Regions from separate parts of the Homo sapiens genome. Here region 2 is linked to region 1. Evidence: read pairs that join two places in POLR2A ChIA-PET (ENCODE). Cell type or tissue: HepG2. All regions are shown on one strand. Links, peaks and the distances in the headings refer to the core of each region. The heading gives the core; the rest is flanking DNA.

What was found. ChIA-PET counts read pairs that join two places held together with the same protein. Peaks named below come from ENCODE experiments on the same cell type or tissue, not always from the same donor. Only the 100,000 strongest peaks of a DNase experiment are listed, where the experiment ranks them.
Region 2: POLR2A ChIA-PET joins it to region 1 with 23 read pairs; 5 of 35 experiments call an interaction of 5 or more read pairs at or near these places.

Annotation. Positions count from the first base shown.
Region 1 is chr1:9,432,085-9,443,291 of GRCh38, reverse strand. It overlaps the pseudogene RNA5SP40. Among named protein-coding and RNA genes, the nearest start is that of LINC02606, 8.7 kb to the right of the region's middle. In HepG2, for the core only: no CTCF peak of the experiment used is centred there; DNase peaks (open chromatin) are centred at 3,721, 4,641, 6,831, 7,961 and 2 weaker places; H3K4me3 peaks cover 1,607 bases.
Region 2 is chr1:9,243,913-9,255,119 of GRCh38, reverse strand. H6PD (hexose-6-phosphate dehydrogenase/glucose 1-dehydrogenase) reads right to left here. Exons shown (of 5, transcript NM_004285.4): 2 at 9,559-10,195; 3 at 8,037-8,154. The coding sequence starts at 10,185. Among named protein-coding and RNA genes, the nearest start is that of H6PD, 15 kb to the right of the region's middle. RefSeq lists enhancers at 2,094-2,653, 2,916-3,838, 4,763-5,686, 5,687-6,610. In HepG2, for the core only: a CTCF peak has its summit at 4,891 (motif pointing right); DNase peaks (open chromatin) are centred at 4,499, 4,869, 5,239 and 5,539; H3K4me3 peaks cover 1,645 bases.

The sequences.
Region 1 (11,207 bases), core at 1,472-9,471:
TCTCCCCAAGAGACAACTGATGGTGACAGATCTGGAATTTGATAGGATCTTGCTATGTTGCCCAGCTGGCCTCAAACTCCTGGGCTTAAGTGATCCTCCTGCCTCAGCTTCCTGAGTAGCTGGGACTACAGGCACCACCATCACGCCTGGCTCAGATCTGGAGTTTCTGATTAGGCATGCTGGGACCCAGGGGAGTGTCCAAAGGCCTCACCCAAGTGGTCTAGGAAGGCGCATGGCCTTGAGTACCTGCCTTTGCCTTCTTTGTACCATGAAGACAGGGAAACCTGCTTTCCTCCTGTCTCCCTGGCCGGTCCATGCTCCTCACTCCCAGCATTGTTTCTCAGGCCATCTTGTATATCTACCCAAGCCGTTTCAGCAGCAAAGACAAAAGACCACTACCTCCCTGCTCCTTTTATAAATGGCTTTTATAACTGTCCTTCTCTTCATGCCAGCAGGCTGAGATAAACCGGACTAACAGAAAAGGAGAAGGTGCAAAAAATCCAAGGGAAAGAGGGTGCCCTTTGGAAAACAAGCACTACTCAAGTGCCAGGTGTGAAGGTTTTAAATAGAAACCTGCTTACACTGCACTTAGAACAACAACAGCTGGCACAGCGAGGTCCCAGTTCTTTTCAGAAGATGAACATTGAACTTCCAGATAATTCTGGGGCAGTCACATGAGTTCACCATAGCAAATGCTATAGCTCGGCGGCCCATTCTGCCTGTGCATCTCAAACTTCCACTTTAGGAGTTTATCTTCCACATTATAGGCTAACCCTCTCACTTTCCAAAACACAATGACTGTTTTTCAAAATGTGGTCATACGTGGGAATTTCATGACATCATACCCTTGAGAATGTGAAGCTTCGGTCTTAAAATACTTGATGGGGCAAATAATAAACCTCTTGATTTTTTTTTTTTTTTTTGAGACAGGGCCTCACTGTCGCCCAGGCTGGAGTGCAGTGGTGTGATCACGGCTCACTGCAGCCTTGACCTCCCAGACTCAAGCAATCCTCCCGCCTCAAGTGATTCTCCCACCTCAGTGTCCCAAGTAGCTAGGACTACAGGTGTGCACCAGCATATTGGCTAATTGAAAAAAAAATTTTTTTTTTTTTGTAGAGACAGAGTCTCACCATGTTGCCCAGGCTGGTCTCGAACTCCTGAGCTCAAGTGATCCTCCTGTCTTGGCCTTCCAAAGTGCTAGGATTACAGGCGTGAGCCCCCGCCCCCAGCCAGAGCTCATTTCTGAAACTGACTGGCACAAGCTCAGGAGACTGTGCTCAGGAGGCATAATCAAGTATTCATATAGGCCAAGGCTTGGTGCTGTAGTCTCTCTGATCTGGAAATATTTTCCCTTCCGACAGGAATAGAGAGGTTACTTTGGGGTCACTTGCCAGCTCACAAAAGACTTTTTCAAATGAGACGAAAGAAAAGAAGTTCCAATTTGTTGGGAGAACACTCGTGAGCATTGGGATCACAAAGCCTGGTGAGCCGCCAGCCCCACTGTATCTCTGGGCAGGGAGGGTAGTGAGCCCCCAGGGCGAGCGGGTGAGCACCACGGGTTCCAGTCGGTGGAGGAGGCGCCGGAGGCCCCTGCTTCCTCCAGGTGTCCCTTACACACACTTTCCAGTCAGGCTCTTGGCTCAGGCGCCGGCCCTTTCCCGTGGCATGGGCATCAGCTCTCCAGCCCTCTCTGCAAAGCCGGTGCGATGGCTGCCTGCCTGCCTGTGGTTGCCTCGCTGACAACTCCGCCAGTTCAAGAGCTCTGTTAATGATCAGGGGAGGGTGACGGCATTTCAGATGCATTTCCTCCTAGGAGCTCAGAAAAAGCCAGGAGCAATTGGCCCCAGTGGAGCAAACACCTGGGTTCCTAAGTCATGGAAGGCTCTGCCTTTCCTGGGAATGACCCCACTTTCCCACATCTGTTGGGAAAGCTGATATATGAAGTCAGAAGGGCAGCGGGGTGGAGGGAGACAGCAAAGTGACATTGCATCGGCCCAGCTCCTCAAAGCTCTCGGAGGAATCAGAAGACACAACGATTCCTTTGAGTTTAAAGAAGTTTAGTTCCTCCATCACTGGAGAAACATTTGCAAAAGCATCCAAGACTAGTGCCTGGTGTGCAGTGGGCACTCAGTAAATGCTGCAGGGTGGACATGCCTGGCACTGTGCTGGCACCAGGCTGTGGCAGTAGGCGAGAGTCAAAAATCCCTGCCAGGCAGAGCTGGCACTCCAGAGGGGGAGGCAGATAAGGAACAAGTAATGTGCTATTTCAGATGGGGATAGAAGCTGGGGGAATCACGTGTGGAAGAACATGCATGCAAGTGCCTGGGGAGGGGGCATATGTCAGTCAAGCCTGAAAGGAAGGGAGGGAGCTGTGGGGATGGCCTCAAGAGTGTTCCTGCTGGAGGGAAGGGCATGTGCCAAGATCCTGAGGTGGGTGTGTCTCTGGTGTGGATGGGCATCAGCAGGGCGGCCAGTGCAGCTGTGCCAAGTGGGTAGACAGCAAAGGTCATGAGGCCAGGGAGGGGGAAGAAAAGAGCTTGGTTTAGTGCCTGCTACGGTTTGAATGTGTCCCCCAACATCCATGTGTTGGAAACTTGATCCCTAATATGGAGATGTTGGGAGGTGGGACCTTTCAGAGGTGTTTAATGGATGATGAATTAATGCCATTATTTCAGGAGTGGGTTCCTTATAAAGCAACGAGTTCAGCCCCCTTTGGTCTGTCTTTCTCTCCCACCCACTCCTGCCCGTCCGTCTTCTGCCATGGGATGATGCAGTAAGAAGGCCCTCGCCAGATGCTGGCGCCTTGATCTTGGACTTCTCAGCCTTCAGAACTGTGAGAAATACATTTCTGTTCATTATGAATTACCTAGTCCCAGGCATTCTGCTGGAGCAGCACAAAACAGGCTAAGTCAGAGCCATATCTTCAAAAACTTCCCAAAGAATATTCAAGGGAAAAAATAATTTTAAAAGATTATAAAATGAGGCTGGGTGTGGTGGCTCATGCCTGTGAGCCCGGTGCTTTGGGAGGCGAAGGAGGGCAGACTGCTTGAGCCCAGGAGTTCGAGACCAGCCTGGGCAACATGGCAAAACTCTGTCTCTACAAAAAATACAAAAAAAATTAGCTGAGGGTGGTGGTGTGCACCTGTAGTTACAGCTAACTTGGGAGGCTGAGGTGTGAGGATCACCTGAGCCTGGGAGCTGAAGGCTGCAGTGAGCTGTCATCCCACCACTGCACTCCAGCCTGGGTGACAGAGTGAGACTCCATCTCAAAAACAAACAAACAAAATAAACATTATAAGATGATGTAACAATGACAATGTTGATAAAACGGGGTACAGAATTGACGGCAAACAACACATGTTTGAGTCAGGAACAGGAGCAGACAGAAGGAACATCTTGGGGCTGAGACAGGTAGTGTGAGCTCCTGAGGAAAGCCAGTGGGAGAAGTGAGCTGGGACTGTGACTGTCCAGTGGGCCCCATGGACCCTACAGCATGTCGACCCTCAAGTGAGGAGAGGTGTTCCGAAATCTCCTATGGCAGGTGGACTGACCCTTAGGACGAGACAGTGAGTCTTCATCCTAGACTGACAACCCTCTCCTCCTGTTGAGGCCACAGGGAGAGACAGCTCCCCTCTTTACACCTGGGACTGTGTCTCCTCTACGTTGTTGATTCTTGTGTTCACATCAACTGCCTTCAGTCTCATTGTTCTCCTATTGGGAAAGCGTGGGGCGTGGCCATCAGTCTGGTTGTCAACACTGGGGCAGAGGAAGTTTCTTCTTGAATCTGCCTTTGCCTCCAATGCCTAAACCATCTCCCACTCCAGATTCTTTTTCTCCATGGCTCTTTTCAGATTTTCTTAGGCAAAAGTCATCACATCATATGATGCCCACGATTATTTTGAGATCCAAACCAAATCATGCTTAGCCTCCTCCTAGCTTACTGTGCTCACGTAGGGAAATTGCTGCCAGGGCAGAGATAGCTGCTTCAGACTCTGACTGTGCACTTTCTTGATGCCGCTATCCTATGGCAATAGCTCAGGACTTCAACAAACAGGTCAGTGACACTCCAGCCCTTTGCAGCTTCGAGCCACTGGGAGCTAGACCCCTGGCATTGTTGTGGGGTGCCGCCCTTCCCTTCTGCCCTGAGTCTCCCCAGGAACTCTGTGAACTCACAGATGGTCACTCCATGAATGTGTGTTCTTCATGAGTGCTCTGAGTACTTGCGACTTTTGTTTTTGTTTTCATCAGTGTGGGGAGCTGGCTGAAAGGACACTCTGACCTATGGGAAGTCATTACCTTTGGAGATGGCTTCCATGGCACTCTGAGTCACTCTCATACCACACACGTGGAACCATCCTGGGATAAATAATTCTTAAAACCCTACCCCATTTCCTGGCAGCGTGAAGCTCATGGTGCGCGGGGGTTGTCCAGGAGCGAGGTGTTGCAATACCAAGGGGGCAGGTTGAAGAATGAACCACTGTGCCAGGGGAAGCTTGCATGTGACCTCATCATGTCGAGGCTGAGTCTGCTTCTACAGGGAGAGGAGCCGGACCACAGACAATGCTAGGGAGAGCAGCTGACCTGGGGGAGCTGGGGGAAGGTTGCCCTGGAAGTTGTGACAAACGCCAGTCAGATTCTAGTGGGAATGCTGTTTGCTGACTCCTTTGCCGAAACCCCAGCTGTGCTGGGAACTGACCTCATTCATGAAGTAAACATTGAATCAGATACCAGCAGCCCTAACCCTGGTTGAGTGGAAATAACATGGACGTTTCCATAATTATGAAGCTGCCAATTGGATTTGGCAAGAGAATCTCCAAATATGTCAATCGGAATGAGTTCATTACCTCTTCTTGCCAACTTAATCAGAAGCCAATTGCCTTGTTGCGGTTGAAATTATTTGTATGAAAATGCTTTACTTACATTTTAGTTTTTATATTCCAAATAATGTACTGGAAAGCAGCGTAGTCTAGCAACTGGAAGACAATATTGGGAATCCGTCGATTGGCGCCCAGTCCTGGCTACATCTGTGGCTCGCTGTGCCAGCAGTAACCGCACTCAGCCTCGTAATCCTGTTATTGGGAGGCGGGGGCTGGGCAGCGAGGTCCTGTCTCATGACACGATCTTGGTGAGAAATCTTGGGGCCTGGTGTTTGTGTGTTCTGCCTCGTGGCCACAGACACTGACTGCAGGTTCACACGGTCCACTTGGGATTACTTAGAGGCTGTGCACTCAAGTTACAGGTTCTTCAGGCTCTGGATGTCCCTTCTCTCCTCACTCCTTCCTTTGCACGCAGTTCTTTCAGGAGATGAAAGAGCTGTTTGTTACTCCTTAGTAGCTGAGACCACTGTTTGCAATGCAGTTTCACAGTTTGGGGGAGAAATCATTTCCAATTATTCCTTTCTTATCCTCATTTATTTACAGAAGCAGCAGAACATTACCATTCAGAGCCTGAACCATGGAGTCAGACTGCCTGAGTTCAAACCCCAGCTCTGCCCTTTAGAAGAGGGGTGACCTGTCTATGGCCATTGCACCCTGAACGTGCCAGATCTTGTCTCATCTTGGAAGCTAAGCAGGGTTGGGCTTGGAGGGGAGGAGGGTGAACCTCAGTTCAGGTTACTTAGCCTCTCTCCTGTGCCTCCATTTCCTCATCTATAAAAAATGGAATGAGGCCAGCACCTACGTCAGGGGTGTGTGAGAGGAAACAGTTCATTTCTGCAAAGCACTGAGAACGTAGCAAGGGCTCAGTAAGGATCTCCAGCCTTTGTATTAGTCCATCTGTGCTGCTCTAACAAAATACCACAGACTGGGTCATTTATCAACAATACAGGTTCACTTCTCAAGAGTTCTGGGAGAGTCCAAGATGAAGGTGCTGGCATTCGGTGTCTGGCGAGGGCCTTCTTGCTGCATCCTCAGGTGGCAGAAAGCAGGAGGGCGAGGGGGCCAAACGCACTCCCTCAGGCTCCTTTATAAAGGCCCCACCTCTCAATGCCACTGCCATGGGGATCAGCTTCAACGTGAGTTGTAGAGTGGATACCAACATTCAAACCATAGCAGCCTTGGCTGGGCGCAGTGGCTTACGCCTGTAATCCCAGCACTTTGAGAGGCTGAGGCAGGCAGAACACTTGAGGTGAGGAGTTCGAGACCAGCCTGGCCAACATGGCAAAATGCCATCTCTGCTAAAAATACAAAAATTAGCCAGGCATGGTGGCATGTGCCTGTAATCCCAGCTATTTGGGAGGCTGAGCAGAAGAATTGCTTGAACCTGAGAGGCGAGGTTGCAGTGAGCCAAATCGCACCACTGCACTGCAGCCTGGGTGACAGATCTAGACTCCGTCTCAAAAAAGCAAAAACAAACAAATCAACAAACCATAGCAGCCTTTATTATCATTATTATATATATATATATATAAATTTTTTTATTTTTTTATTTTTTTATTTTTATTTTTTTGAGACAGGATCTTGATCTGTTGCCCAGGCTGGAGCGCAGTGGTGTGAACCTGGCTCACTGCAGCCTTGACCTCCCAGGCTCAAGCCATCCGGCTGCCTCAGCCTCCCATGTAGTTGGGACCACAGGAGTGTGCCACCATACCCAGCTAATTTTTACATTTTATATAGAGACAGGACCTTGCCATGTTGCCCAGGCTGGTCTCAAACTCCTGGGCTCAAGCAATCCTCCTGCCTCCACCTCCCAAAGTGCTGGGATTATAGGTGTGAGCCACTGTGCCTGGCATATTCTCATGATTACTCTTACTATTGGTCTGAATAAACAAGAACAGACAGTACGGAGTGGCCACTTGTACATCGTGTACTGAGAAATTTACAAGGTGTAAATCAATAACTACATTCCAGGCATGATAAGAAGCCATGTCAGCAGAGTTATGACAGATTCCCTGTGTCACTTAAATCAGTTACCTAATTTCTCTTTTAGTCTTTTATCTGTTACATGGGGTTAATGTTTATTGCTCCCTCCTTGGAACAGTCTTGTCTGATTTTGATGTTGAAGGAACTCAAAGAAAGGTGACATAATGTGCTATCATTTCACTTGGAGATGATATTGCTGATGCTTATTTTCTTGATGAAGCTCAGGGCTGGAGAGAATGATGCATAACCAGAGGTCCCTCTGGCAGGGCCATGGAAGCTGTTTCTTCAGCTGGTGACTTGGGCAGTTGCCATGTGTCAGTCTCACAAAGCCCCTTTCCCCCCAAACTAAGCATTTCCCCCGTTTCCTTTCAATGCTGCCACAGCTGTGAATGAACTCTGGCCCTCTGTCCATGCCTGGAGGAGAGGAGGCCTTCCCCCTTCCTCCTTCCTGATATGACAGAAAACTGAACCAGGGCGACAGAACCAACAAGCCCTGGCAGGGAGTGCTGAGCACTTCTGACGTCTCAGGGTGCTTTGAGGAATCATGGAGAATTGAGGAGGCCAAAACCCTGTATTTAAAAAAAAATGTGTGAATTGGATAAACTGAAGGCTGTTGAACCTCATGTTGATTGTGGGCAAAATTCTGGGGCAGAAAATCAAATAAATGGTTGACCAGCACATAGGAAGGGTGATCCCAGAGGTCAATGTCCATGACAAAGGGTTGTTGTTGTGTTGCTTCCACTAAATTAGAAAATGGGGTGAATACTTTATGATAGTGCCATGACCTTTGACAACAATTTGACCGTTTCTCATGAAATTCTTATGCACAGAATAGTGAGAAAAAGGCTGCTAGAGCTCAAAAGTACATCTCAGTGAGAGACAACAGCACTTTCTCAAGGCCACACAGCTAATCAGGGCCAGGGCTGGAGTTTGTGCCCAGGCCCTGTGTCCCAGGTGAAGGCTTCTAGGCATGGTGAGGTTGAACTGTCACAGCAGATGGGACAGTGTCGTCCCAAGGCTTTCTCTAGTGGAATGCCAAGCAGTTCTGTCCTTGGCCCTACACTCATTAACATTCTGTCAACAACTTGGATAAGTCCAAAGATAACTGCTTATCAACTGTGCAAATAACACCAGACTGGGAAGGAAGGCCAACACGCTGGGACTGCAGAGTCAGGTCCAAAATTATCTCAACAGGAAGGAATGATTGGTTGAATCCAACAAGATAAAATTTAACTGGAATACATGTTAGGTCCTGCATTGAGCTCCAAAACTCGATTGCAAAAGTATAGGATGTGGTTGGAAAACATGTCCAATCTCACTCATAATCAAAGAAATGAAAATTAAGGCAACCATGAAATAATCATTTCCCCTTATCAGATTGGCAATGATTAAAAAGAATGAAAATTCCCCATGTTGGTGGGTAAGCTGTGGGGAAACAGGCTCTCTTGTAAATTGCTGGTGGGCGTACAAGCAAAAAATCATCCATTCTGGAGGGTAATCTGGAAATATATAGCACAAACTATAAAATGCACCATTTGTCCCAGAAGTTTCATTTATAGAAATGTATCCAAAGGCAAATATGAAGAGATTTATGTACAAGAATATTCATAAAAGCATCGTTAAGAAAAGAAAAAAAACACCTTTTTTGTTGGGGGAAGGTGTTCAATTTGTGAACAGAAGACTTGGAGGCCTCATAAGGGTGGCCCAGAGCCCAGGGCCATCGGCCATCGTCAAATATTTAACGCCGTAAAGAGGAGGAACTGGGTCTGTGTAGCTCCTGAAGGCCAGACCAGGACTTACAAGAGATAGATTTGGCCTAGTGTTACAAAGCAGATTCTAACAATTAATTCCGTCCAAAATTAGGATGGGCTGTCTAGTGCATTCCCAATCACTGGCAGATGGCCCTCTGTCAAGGGTGTGGAGGAGGACAGTCAGAGTTTTTTAGCCATTGGGATAAAATGCTTGTCTTGGTTTCTTCCAAGACAAAGAGCAGCCTTTGTTGCATGAAACCATCAAAACGTACAGTCATAAGCTGGGTGTGGTGACGCATGCCTGTAGTCCCAGCTACAGGCTAAGGTGGGGGCATCACTTGAGCCCAGGAGTTCGAGGCTGCAGTGAACTATGACTGCTCCTGTGAAGAGCCACTGCACCCAGCCTGGGCGACAGACCCTAGCTCTTAAAAAAAAAAAAAGCCAGGCACAGTGGCTCATGCCTGTAATCCCAGCACTTTGGGAGGCCAAGGCAGAAGGACTGCTTGAGCCCAGGAGGTTGAGACCAGCCAGGGCAACATAGTGAGACCCTGTCTCTACAAGGAATAAAAAAATTAGCTGGGGGTGGTGTTGCAGGCCAGTAGTCCCAACAACTAGGGAGGCTGAGGCGGGAGGATCACTTGAGCCCAGGAGGTCCAGGCTGCAGTGAGCTGCAGTTGTACCACTGCACTCCAGCCTGGGGGACCGAGCAAGACTCTGTCTCAAAAGAAAAGAAGAAAACAAAAGGTAGAGTTGAAGGGAGGTGGGAGCTCACATCAGGTTCCACTTCCAGACACTGAATTCCAGGAACGAAATGAGAAACCTTTCCGCTGCCCAACAGTACTCTTACTGAGCGCCTGCAGGAGGCGAACTCCCATCCCCTACCCGTACCCTAAATCTTTTAGGAGTAGCTCTGTGTATCAGCACCCTGACAGTAAACTAAAGGGGGGCTTTCAGCTGAATCTGAAGAAAATAAATAAAAGATGAGTGCTCCTTCTCTCAGATCGTTTCCACTGTACTTGGGCTTCTGGAAGACGACACATGGAGTCAGTGCCTCCCTGCTCCAGCTACTTCTTTCCTCTTTTGCATGAGTCCCATCTAAGACCTTCCAGGACAAGTAGCGACCACATCTGATTAAACTGCACTATATCCAGCACCACCAAATACAGACTCTTCAGTACTTTTGGGTGCTTATCCTAGTGTTCTCCGTATCACTTATTTATTAAGCCCTTCTTGGCCTCTTTTTCATTCGGTCCTCCCATCAACCATGTCAGGTGGCCATTATGAAAAACATTAACCAGTAACCCTCTACGGAGCCCTTACTAGGAGATGCCATGCACTGTGTCACCATCACACTAGCTCTGGAGCTAAGGGGAGCCTCCCTCCAACCCATCTGTGGCCAGAGTAACCTTTCCATTACAGCAGGGGTCCCAAACCCCCAGCACACAGACCGGAAGCAGTCCATAGCCTGTTAGGAACTGGGCCACACAGCAGGAGGCGAGCATTATCGCCTGAGCTCCACCTCCTGTCAGATCAGCAACAGCCTCAGATTCTCATAGGGGCACGAACCCTATTGTGAACTATGCATACCAGGGATCTAGGCTGCACACTCCTTATAAGAATCTAATGCCTGATGATCCTGAGGTGGACCAGTTTCATCCTGAAACCAACCTCCCCGGCCCTGGTGTGTGGAAGAATTGTCTCCTATGAAACCAGTCCCTGGTGCCAAAAAGGTTGGGGACCGCTGCATTACAGAACTCTTACCACATCACTCCCAATCACTCCCAACAACAGTTCTAGGTGGCTCCTCACCCTCAACTCCCAGTGTAACTCCCACCAAGACCCCTCACTCTGAGCTCAAGCCACACGGGCCTTCCACTTCCTCTAACTTAACACAGTGCTTCCAGCCACAGGGTTTCTGCACGTCCGCTTCTCTCTCCCTGAAAGGTTCCTCTTGTTCCACAGCTCCTTTCTATGCATCCTTTGAATTTTAAACAATGTCATGGGCTGAACTGAGTGCCCCACCACTCATATGTTGAAGCCTTAACCCCCAGGACTTAAGAAAGTGAGTGTATTTGGCCTTTAACAAGATAGTTATGTTCAAATGAGGCCACTGGAATGGGCCCTAATCCAGTCTGACTGACGTCCTTACAAGAGCTTAGGACACTGGGCCGAGCATGGTGGCTCACACCTGTAGTCTCAGCACTTTGGGAGACTGAGGTGGGTGGATCACCTAAGGTCAGGAGTTCAAGACCAGCCTGGGCAACATGATGAAACCCCGTCTCTACTAAAAATACGAAAATTAGTTGGGCGTGGTGGCCCATGCCTGTAATCCCAGCTACTTGGGAGGCTGAGGCAGGAGAACCACTTGAACCTGGGAGATGGAGGTTGCAGTGAGCCAAGATCCCACCACTGCACTCTAGCCTAGGCAACAGAGTGAGACTCCGTCTCAAAAAAAAAAAAAAAAAAAAAAAAAGGCCAGGTGTGGTGGCTCATGCCTGTAATCCCAGCACTTTGGGAGGCCAAGGCAGGGGGATCACAAGGTTGGGAGTTTGAGACCAGCCTGATCAACATGGTGAAACCCCATCTCTACTAAAAA
Region 2 (11,207 bases), core at 1,830-9,829, 190 kb after region 1:
AAGTAGAGGCAACCCAAATGTCCACTAACTGGTGACTGGATAAATTATGGTATATCTATACAATAAGATATTATTCAGCAGTAAAAAGAAATGAAGTGCTGGTACATGCTAGAACATGGGTGAACTCTGAACTCAGGATGCTAACTGATGGAAACCACACACCGTATGATCCTATATGTACAAAATATCCAGAACAGGCAACCCCGCAGAGAGAATGCATTTCTGTGGTTGCCAGGAGCTGGGGAGAGGGGGAAATTGTGGGATGACAACGAAGGGGTACAGGGCTTCCTTTGCCGTGATGAACATGTCCTAAAATTGATTGTGGTACTGACACACAACTCTGTGAATACACGAAAGCTCACTGGCCTGTCCACCTTAACTGGGTAAAGTGTAGTAGGATTTGTGAGTTACAGCTCAATAAAACTTTTTAAAAAAGGTTTTAGAACAGGGAAGCAGAAGCACGAAAGAGGTACTTCAGGAAGATGAAGCTGTCTGCGACCTCCAAGATGAACAGGATGGGACTGGTGGTAGTGAAATCAGTGAGGCAGCCTTTGCTGCCATCAAAGGAAGTAACAAAGGTAGGAGGGAACGAAGTCACAGTGAACTGCAAAGAAGTTATTATAGCAGATGAATACAAACTACTTGGTGACTGGCTGGATCCTTGAATGGTGGTACAGAGCTGTGATCTGGAGTGTGGTCTCTGGAGCCAGGCTGCTCCAGTTTATTTTATCTTATTTTATCTTATCTTATTTTGTTTTATTTTATTGGAGATGGAGTCTCCCCATTACCCAGGCTGCAGTGCAGTGGCGCGATCTTGGCTCACTGTAACCTTCGCCTCCTGGGTTCAAGCAATTCTCCTGCCTCAGCCTCCCGAGTAGCTGGGATTACAGGCACAAACTACCATGCCTGGATAATTTTTGTATTTTTAGTGGAGATGGGGTTTCACCATTTGACCAGGCTGGTCTTGAACGCCTGACCTCAAGTGATCCACCCGTCTCGGCCTCCCAAAGTGCTGGGATTACAGGTATAAGCCCCCGTGCCCAGCCTGCCCCGGTTTAAATACCGGCTCTGCCATCTTTCAGCCCTGTGATCTCCAGCAACTGACATCACCTCACATACGAACAAGCAACAATCCCCGCACCTCCCTTACAGGGCTTCTGTGGGCCTGAAGGAGTTAATATCCACACAGGGCTTGGAACAGTGGCTAGCACACAGGAAACACTGATAAAGACTGGTTGGAATTTTTCTTATGACAGATGCTGTAAGAGAAGGGCTACCAGCCTGGTCACTCAGAGAGCACTGTTCCCATTTGAAATAAAGAGGTTAGAAAACACAGTTGGTATTTCATGAGAAAAATGCAGTGATGGTTTTCATTCTAAATCTGCTGAATCTGAAGGGATGGTGCAACACCCCATGAAATGATCTAAAAGGCGGCTGGAGGTATAAACTAGGGCCTGGGGAGACAACGCACACTGGAGATAAACTGGATTTCATCAAACCTGAAATGCCATCAGTGGCGGAAGCATCGCTGTTTTATAACCCCTAAGAAAGAAAAGGGTTTCCAGTTCCACTATGTCACCCTATTAAGGATAAACCCAACTTCAGAGACGTCCAAATATGAAAAAAATGTCTTCCAATCAATGAATTACAGTGGATTTATATGTCAACAGCATACTTAAAGCTTTAAAAACAGATGAATTTTTGATGAAGGGAACACAACAGAGTCCCTAAAAGCCCTGTTATCTGCTTACTATTCATTAATGTAGCGAATCCCTAAGCGGCCCCTTTCCTATTTTTATCCTCTCTCAATTCTCAAAAAGAATGCATTCCACGGGTTTACTACCTGCTGGGTAAAAGAGAGCTTCCTTTATTCCTTAATTTCAAGCTTCAGGGGGTGCGCCTGTGTTTAACACGGCCTGTAGATTTATGGACTTTGCCTGGTTGGCTCCGTCTTTTCAGAGTTTAATGCAGTGACTGGGACTGTGGCCTGGCACCTCCCTGGGAAGAGGCCATGCAGCTGAGTGCAAGGACAGGAGGCGAGGGGCTGGCCCTCCTGCTGATGTTGATCTTTTCTAGTTACTGCCCGTTATTGTGGACTGATTTCTCCTAAAAATGATCTATATTGGCTCCTAGTGTATTTTCCCGGGTTGAAAGTTGAGGGTTGAAACCCATCAGTATATGAAAAGGATAGAGAAAAGCACAACCAGGGTGGACACTGGGAGGAAAGACCCCCTGTAAACTTGGCTCCCACCTGTGCACATCCAGAGCTCGTCCAAGGTCAGAGGATGACAAAGCAGGGGGGCCATGGCTGTGCCCGCCAGCTGTGCTGCTCAGACTCATAACAGAGAGTAACAGCTAGAAAGCACTTCTCCCCTTTGGCCCCGTCATTCTACTGCCGAAGTATATACTTAAAGGGAATATGTTTTTTAAAATGCTCATAAATGTTCTCGAATTAGATAGTAGTTGCATAACTTTGTAAATATACTAAAAACCACTTAATTTTATATTTTAAAAGCGTAAATTTTGTGGTATGTGCATTGTATCTCAATTTTAAAAAAAGCTCACAAAGTACCATCTAAGATAGAAGCCGGGGAGGTGGGGCACTCCTGTAGTCTCAGCTATTTGGGAGGTTAAAGCAAGAGAGGATCACTTGAGACCAGGCGTTCAAGACCAGCCTGGGTAACATAACAAGACTCCAAGATAATAATAATAAAATAGCAAAAAACTAGAAACAACCAAAAAGCTTAATAAAAGAGTTTATAACACATATTCTGTGGTATGAACAGAACTGAACAGAAATATAAATATTAAAAGGTATATGTTGTGCAGACTGCTAATACATAGAGATTTAAGTATGTATACAACTGTGTATGTATATGTGAGAGAGAAATATGACATAAAGAATGGACATAAAAGTATGACAGATCAATTACAGGATTTATATAATAATCCAATATAAGTCACGTGGAACTCAGACACACTGCAAGAACACTGCCGCTGCCTCTCCTTGCAAACTTGGAAGAACAACAACACTTCCATTTGTAACGTATTTCCGTGTGCATTATCTGATTTAATCCTTAGAACTACCCGAGAGAGAGAGGTGCCGGGGCTATCAGCATTGTATAGATGTGCGCTGAAGGTCACAGCCTTCAGAACCGGGACCAGAAACCCCTTCCTCGTTGCTTCCACATTGTGGGAAATCCAGGTTTTCTCAACAAAAATAGATTAAAAAAAAAAAAAAAAGACAACTAAGAGCCAGCTGCAATCCCCATCAACACCTTCTGGGATTACTAAAAATAAAAAGAGGTGAGGGCCAAGGAGAGCACAGTGTGCTTGCTGGTGCTCTCTCTGGACAGGAGATCCGGCAGCTGCCCTGGGCTCACCTTGCAGACAGCTCTGCAGAGGGGGCGGGAAGGGGAACCGGCCCTGCTGAGTGAGCTCCTGGCCCCTTCTGGCACACCAGGCTGGAAGGCGGGACAGCTGGTGTGTGCCTGGAAGGACCCTGGATGCCCTGGTCCCTCGGTGAGAGGCACTGAACGGTCACTCCAGCCCTCAGAGGTGGGCAAGCATCAGGCTCCTTTCCCCCATGTCAGGACAGGGACCCTCCCAGCAGTGATGTCCTCAGGAAGTCTCCCTCCTTCTTTCTAACAACAACAACAACAACAACAACAACAACAACAACAGCAGGCCTTCTACACAGAGGGGAAACTAGGGCAGCAAGGAGACTGGCCCTGAGTGCGTTCCAGCAGGGAGGCCAACTGCTGAGGGCCTGGCCAGCTGGGGAGGCTGTGGAGCTCAGTGGTTAGAGGCTCAGGCTCTGAGGTGCCAAGACCTCAGTTCCAATTCCAGCACTCCCGACAGAAAAGGCAGCCGGACCCAGACAGCTGAACACAGCCCATTAATCACATGGGCCCGCCTGTCTGCAGAGCCCTCCCGATGCCATGATGAGGGCCAGCCAGGGTCATCTCTGGGATGAAGGAGGCTCAGTGACTCTCCTTTTATGGCCCATGCTGCTTCGAGACCCCAGCCAGGGTACCCAGGGGGGCTGTGACTCTCAGGGGCTCACGGACTGGGACGCACAGGAGGAGCACCCCAGGTCAGGCTGAGAGGGAGCTGGGAACCAGATCGCGTCTTCCTTTCCTCCTCCCCACCCCCTCCGGCCTGTGCAGCAGCCTTGACTCTGCAGCAAACTCCTCTGGGCCAGAGGCTGCAGCAGGAAAAAAAAACAACACTCACCCAGCATGGAGGATGGAGGGGAGGGAGCCGGGGAAGCCGGCTTCCACCCACTTAGATGTGTGTGATGCGGGTGGGGGAAGACATCCAAACGACCTTGCAGCTCAGAAGTCCCTTTCCCGGGGCCTGCAGCAGCTCTGGACCGGGAATGCTCCATTTCCCAGGCCTGGCTTGCAGCCCCTCCCTTCCCAGCACTCAGGGTGCTGGCTTCGGTTACGCAGGTGCCACTCCTGCCTAGGAGTCAGCTAGGGTTGCACCACTGCAGGGGTGGAGAGCAGCTGGGATCCACCAGAACCCTTGGCAGGGCAGAGGACAGGGTAGGGAGTGAGGGAGAATGGCCTGTGGTATGTGTGGGGTGGGGAGTGGGAGAGAATGGCCTGTGGTGTGTGTGGGGTGGGGAGTGGGGGAGAATGGCCTGCGGTGTGTGTAGGGTGGGGAGTGGGGGAGAATGGCCTGCGGTGTGTGTGGGGTAGGGAGTGGGGGAGAATGGCCTGCGGTGTGTGTGGGGTGGGGAGTGGGGGAGAATGGCCTGCCGTGCACTTTGACCCCTCTGATTAGCAGTCAGACCGCGGGCTCCGAATCCTGCCTTGGAAACATTCTGCCCATGCTGAGCCCCACTGCAGCAGCACTCGCCTGCCAAGTCCACCAAGCTCCAGTAGGAGGCAGCATTTACTCCTGCCTGTTTCCCGCCCTCACCCGGGACAGCAGTGGCAGCCTAGGCCTTGCTGTGCTGGGCACAGGGCTCCTGGCCATGCTGGGGTGTGCTGCAGGTCTGCGGTGCCTGTCCCCTCTTTCCAGTCTGAACCACAGGTGGGAGGCCCCTGAAGGACTGGCTCCAAAGCAGGACTCAGAGAGGACAGCACAGAGCAGTGCTTGGGCCAGCAGGGCTGTACCAGGCCACCTTCCTGGAATGCAGAAAGAATGTGTCCCCTGGCACGCAGGCACACAAAATTGAGAGAGGCAGCAAGCAAGCTCATTCTGTTGCCAAAGCACCCTGTGTCCAAGGCCCACTTGCTGGGGGGCTGGGCTCAGCAGCAGGCTGTCCCTCCCTGCTACGAGCTATCAAGGACCTGTTTGTAAATGGCAGGTAAACAAGCCAACCAGTGAGGGCCAAACCCCAGGACAGTTGCAGTCCTGCTGGCCACCTCTGACAAGGAACGTGGACTGAACTAGCCCCACTCTGGTCTCACCGCGACAGGCTGCAAGCCTCCAGGACTAGTGGATCTCCCACTGCCTGTCCTGCGCTGAGGCTCCCTTTGCCCCTGGGCTGAAGGTACAGGGCCCAGCTGTACTAAAGGCCTTGGACTCTGGAGCTTAGGAGCGGCGGACCCTCCCCTAGAGCCCCATATGGCAGGCAAGGCTGGGCCTCCTTTAGTCCCTGCAGCTGTGACAACAGGGCTCCAGGTGCCTCTCCCTCCTGGACCTTGAGGACAGCCAGCCCAGGCTGTTGTGTTGCTGTTCAAACCCAACATCCTCAGACTGTCCCGGCAAACAGACCTGCCCAGAGCTCCACCTGTCTGTCTTTCATATCTTCCGTGTTTCTTTCTTCAAAATCCAAAAGTACCTTTGCTAGGATAATCGGGCCTGCAATCTGCCTGGTCCCTGGCTCCATGGGACCTACAAACAACCCACAAATGACACCACATACCAAGAAGGAAACAGGGTGGGAGGGCTGGAAGAACTAAGAGGCAACAGTACCAACAGGTAACTCCAGACATCATGGCTCTTCCCCAGCCCAGGGCGGAGATAGGAAGGAGTTGCCAGAAAGGGGAGAGGAGTCTCCCAGCCTCGCTGGGGATGGGGCCAAGTCCAGGTAGAGAAGGGCAAGCGCCGGCCCGCTGGCTTCAGCAGGGGCAGGACCCCCTCCAATTCTGCTCTAGGCTCTCTGCACCAGGTGCAGCTCACTTCTCTGAAGATGAAGCAGGCATAGGCCCAGCACACGTGCCTGCTGGGAGATCAGGCACAGACAGGCACGGGGGGCAACCCACGGCCAGCGCCCTGGCTGAGGACTGGGAGGGAAATTTGGAAGGGCTGGAGGACGATTCCCTGAGACCCATGAAGGCTCACTGCAGGGGGTAGGGCCTCTTTTCTGCTGTGGGTTCTGAAGTAGAGAAACCCAGTGCCTTCTCGAACCCAGCAATGTCCTTCAAGGCCTGGCTTGGGAAGTCCTGCCTGGCCTCCCGCCCACCCCCCACATTGTCCCCCCACCACGCTGCCTGCCTGCAACACCCATCACCCATTTTGTTTTCTTTTTCAGAGACGGAGGCTCACTATGCTCCCCAGGCTGGTGTCCAACTACTGAGCTCAAATGATCCTCCCGCCTCTGCCCCCGAGTAGCTGGGACTACGGGTGTACCACTGCGCCCAGCTCCATTTTGGAGTTTGTCCCACCAGCCAGTGTGATGAGATCATCACCCCCCACAGCACCCGTGAATCTGGGCAGTATTAGGGAGCCATATCTGAGAGGCTGAGTTTTGTACCTCACTGTGGCACCTCGGCCCCGCAGAGAGCTTCTGGCACTAAATACACATTCAGAGAGGAAGGGAGAAGCAGCTGAAGAGAAACCAAGGGGCGGGGGAAAGAAAAAGAGAAAATGGCCCAGAGAAAGAGCAAGGGAGAGAGAAAAAGAGGAGAAACCTCCTGGCCCATCCCTGGGTCCAGGGCTCTGGGCCCTGCCCTGTGGCGGGCACGCACTGCGGGGGCTGGGGGGGCAGTGGCCTCGGGTGCTCCCGCTGCAGCTGCAGAAAGCGGCCGCGGGGATGAGCTGGCCACTGACGCAGCGCTGGCAGCACAGCGCAGCGGCGCCAGGCCTGAGTGCTGGGGCCAGACTGTTGCCCCCAGGATCAGGCTCCACCGCCTTCTACTGTGGGGCTGTGGGCTCGCCACCATCTTCATCTGTAAGGAGGCTAGTAACAGCGCCCACCTCACCTGGCGGCTGGGGACTGGGGACACAGTAAACTTCAGCTCTTATCGTTACTGGGCAAGAGCCAGTGCTTTACATCTTCACGGTCAATGCTCCAAAACTTTGCTACCATCACAGAATGCCAGCTAAGGGACCTTAGCTGTCCTCACCGACAGGACATGCTCATCTCACAGCTGCAAGGAGTGACATGCTGAGGCCACCCAGCTGAAGGCAGCGGTGGGCATGACGCAGGGCCCCCGCCTCCCGGGTGTATACTCAGTGTGTCTGAGGTGTGTGGCAGTGCGGGAGAGGCGGTGTCCTCCTGGAGCCTACAGGCTGGCAGAAGAGACAGGGTGGACAAGGACGAGGCAAGGGTAACACTGTGCAGGGCAGGGGAGGGAGGTGTGTGGCGCCGTGAGGGTGAGGGGAGTGGGCCTGCAGGGCTCAGAAAGTCTTCCTGGAGGGCCATGGAGCTGAGAACTAACAAGCGAGAGAGGGGTCAGAAGGTGAGGGGGACGCGAGGGGGAGTGCCCCAGGCAGGGGGCGCCACGGCTGCAAGCACCACAGTCGGGGAAGCCCTCACGCAGTTCCCATGGTCTCCACGCACTCAAAAACTTGGGGGACCTCAGGGAGACTCCAGCCTCTACCGCGTGCCAGTGGTTTCCCGCCTCTGTGCCAGGCCTACTTCTCTGGACCATACGCTCCTCATGGGCAGCAATGGCTACTTGGGCTTTGCAGCCGGCACCCTGGGGTTTAGCCCGGTTCAGAGCTAGGCACACGGCAGGCTCGAAGGGAGACCACACACCCACAGAAAACCTCCCTCTGAGAAGCGCCCCATGCCTCACCGCAGACAGCGGGCAGGCAGAGGCTGGGGGACCGAGTGCGCAGGGCCACTCACACACCTTCAGCATCCACGGTCTCTTTCATGATGATCTCCACCCGCTCCACATGGTGCCGGTTCCAGAGGCCGTCCAAAGCCTTGCGGTTCTGGTCTCGGAAAGGCAGGATCTGCGCCACAGCCTGTCGGGGGGGGAAGACTGGGCGTGCTGCAGGATACTCTCACGATGAAGGAGGAACCCTGACTCCCGGGAAGGGCTCTGACCTTTCTATTCCCTGCTCAGAGCAGAAGATGCCCTCTGAGCAGTAGTTCTGGACTTCACGATCTCACAGGCCAGTAAAGGTTCCAAAAACTTGCAAGTGACCTCCAAAGGGTTACCAGATTTGTATTTTGCCAAGAAAAAAAGTTAGAATTACCTATCTTCTATTACAATCAATTTTTAATAAAATAAAGATAGGTTTAACACCAAAAATGTAGCAAAGAAAAGCTCTGAATTGAGCACATTCTGTATTTCTTCTCATCTTGCCATAAACAAGTGAAAACCTCCCCAGGACTGGCCCAGTTCTGAGGACCCCTATTTAGGAATCCTACTATGGGCAACTCCAGGCAGGGTGGGATGGAAGGCCATGTCTCTGTCCTCAACAACTGCCTATGCCCACCCGCACCACGTACCAGAACACAGGGCTGCTGCACTCTCTGCCAGGGTTCCTGGGGCAGGATGCCCCCAAGGGCCTCCAAGGCATTTTGAGTGAACTGGTCAACGGACATGTGTCACCCAGGAGGTTAACCCATGCTCCTGCCCAGGACTTAAGGTCCTACTGCTCCCTGGTTTAAGCTCTTGTTGCCAACCTTCTGGCTCAAAACAGAACTCAGGAAGAAAAACATTTTGAAAAAAGGTAGATGGGGCAGGGTGCGGTGGCTCACGCCTGTAATCCCAGCACTTTGGGAGGCCGAAGTGAGCGGATCACTTGAAGTCAGGATTTTGAGACCAGCCTGGCCAACATGGTGAAAACCCATTTCTACTAAAAATGCAAAAAATTAGCCGGGCATGGTGATGCGCGCCTGTACTCCGAGCTACTTGGGAGGCTGAGGCGGGAGAATTGCTGGAACCCAGGAGGCGGAGGTTGCAGTGAGCCGAGATCATGCCACTGCACTCCAGCCTGGTGACAGAGCAGACTCTGTCTAAAAAAAAAAAAAAGGTGGATGGGTGCAGGAGAAGAGAGCTCATTCTGATTCCCACAGCACACCCAACAGGAAGCCAGATCCAGACACCAGAGTTGCTGAGCCACCGCTACAGGGGATGCAGGGCAACCGTGAGAAGCCAGAGCCCAGACTGGGAAACAACGAGAACGGGGGCTTTGCAAAGGACAAAAGAGGCCAGACACATGGACAAGGACCCAACAGTCCTGCCCTGCTGCTGTCTTTCCTTTACCCGCTCGCCTCCTGCCCACCTTCAAGGAGACCATGGGAGCTCTGAGTTCACAATGCCTTGGGGCCTAGCTCCACAATGAGCGAGCGGCTTTGTTGCTGGGGTCTACCAGCGCCCAGCTCACCCTAGCCCTGGCAGGCTCCATGCTGATGCTCACCTGCTTGCCTAAGTAATGGTCCACCCGGTACATCTCCTCCTCCTGGAAAAAGGTCCCGAGTTCTGTGGCCAGCTGCTGGGCTGAGAAGTGGTCATGGCCAAAGGGTTTCTCAAGGACAACCCGCAGCCAGGCGCCCGGGCCTGGCCGGCAGCTACTGTTGATGTTGCGGGCAATGTCTTCATAGGCGAAGGGTGGCACTGAGAAGTAGAAGATCCTGCCAGCCTCCCGGAGGCCTGCGTGCTGGAGCTGTGCCTCGATGTCCTTGTTCAGGGCCTGATAGTCCTCGGCCGTCTTCAGTTGGCGGTACTGGCTCAGCTGCAGGAACTGATCCTTGTGCTCTGCACAGTGACTGGGTGCCATGTCCTTGGGGCAGGAGAGGGATTCCAGGGCCTTGGCCATGAGCTCTTGACCCTGCTTGGGGGCTGTCAGAGCAGCTCCATGGAAGCTAAAACTGTGACCCCTCCCCGCTTCATCCAGGTACAGCTGGAACAGTCCCTGCCATAAGTACTTCTTAGCCAGGTCCCCAGTTGCTCCCAGCAGGATTATGGAGACATGTCCCTGGAGCTCCTGGGCTTGCAGGCAGCCCAGAAGGGCCAAGCACATCGCCACTATGAGCATATTCCACATGCCTGGGTGCCTGGGGTGCAAAGAGAGACAGACGAGGAACAAGGAAGGATCAGACATGGTTCAGGTGGCTACGATGTGGAAACAAACACTTCCTGCCTGGCAAGAAACCACCACGTGTTTCTTAAGAAAATGTTATAAGCCCACAGCTTGTCCCTCCCTCCTGACAGCTTGGCTTCTGTTCCAGGAAGTCAGTGGGTAGGGAGCCTGCCCTGTAGACAGGGACTCTGCCTGGGAAAGTTAGAGACCACTTGCTAGAGATGAACCACTTTGCTGCCAGGAGCATAGGAAAGCGGCAAAGGCCACCAGGGAGGGCCGCAGGCCTGGGAGTGGAGCTGTCCATTTTATGACCAAGGCCAGTCTCTTCTAGGAGCACAGGTCACCCGGACAAGCAGGGCAGCCCCAGCCTAGGTATAGTGGCAGGTCCTCAGGCGACAGTTGGAACAGTGAGAGGGCAGGACCACCTCCTCTCACTTGCCTCTTCTCCATGTCCACTGGGCTCCAACTACCAAGTGATGACTAATAACTGCTACAGCATAGTGACAGAAAACATGGACTCCAGACTAACTGCCTGAGTTTGAATCCCAGCTCAACCCCTTAGTAAGTGCACAATTATTTAACCTGGCTGTACCTCAGTTTTCTCACCTGAAATGGGGGTAATAGCGGTACCTACAGCACAGAGTTGTTATAAGGATAAAAGGAGTTCATGCTTATAATGAGCTGAGGCCTGTACCTATCACCTATTAAGCACCGAGTGGTAGGTGTCATCCTGGAAGAGTGATACCAGCAAATGATTAGTGCTGGCACTAAGTACTTATGTGTATTAGAGCTCAATGAATCCAGACAAGAATCCTGAAAGAACCACATGGGGTTCTGTGACAGTCCTCCCATTCTGCAAATGGAAAAGCTGAGGCTCAGGTCAATGAAGGTCCCAGGGTAAGAAAGCAGGGGAGCTGGGACTGACTGTGCAGCCACTGCATGACATGCCCAATGACCTCTCCAGCACCGCTATAGAGGGGACCAAA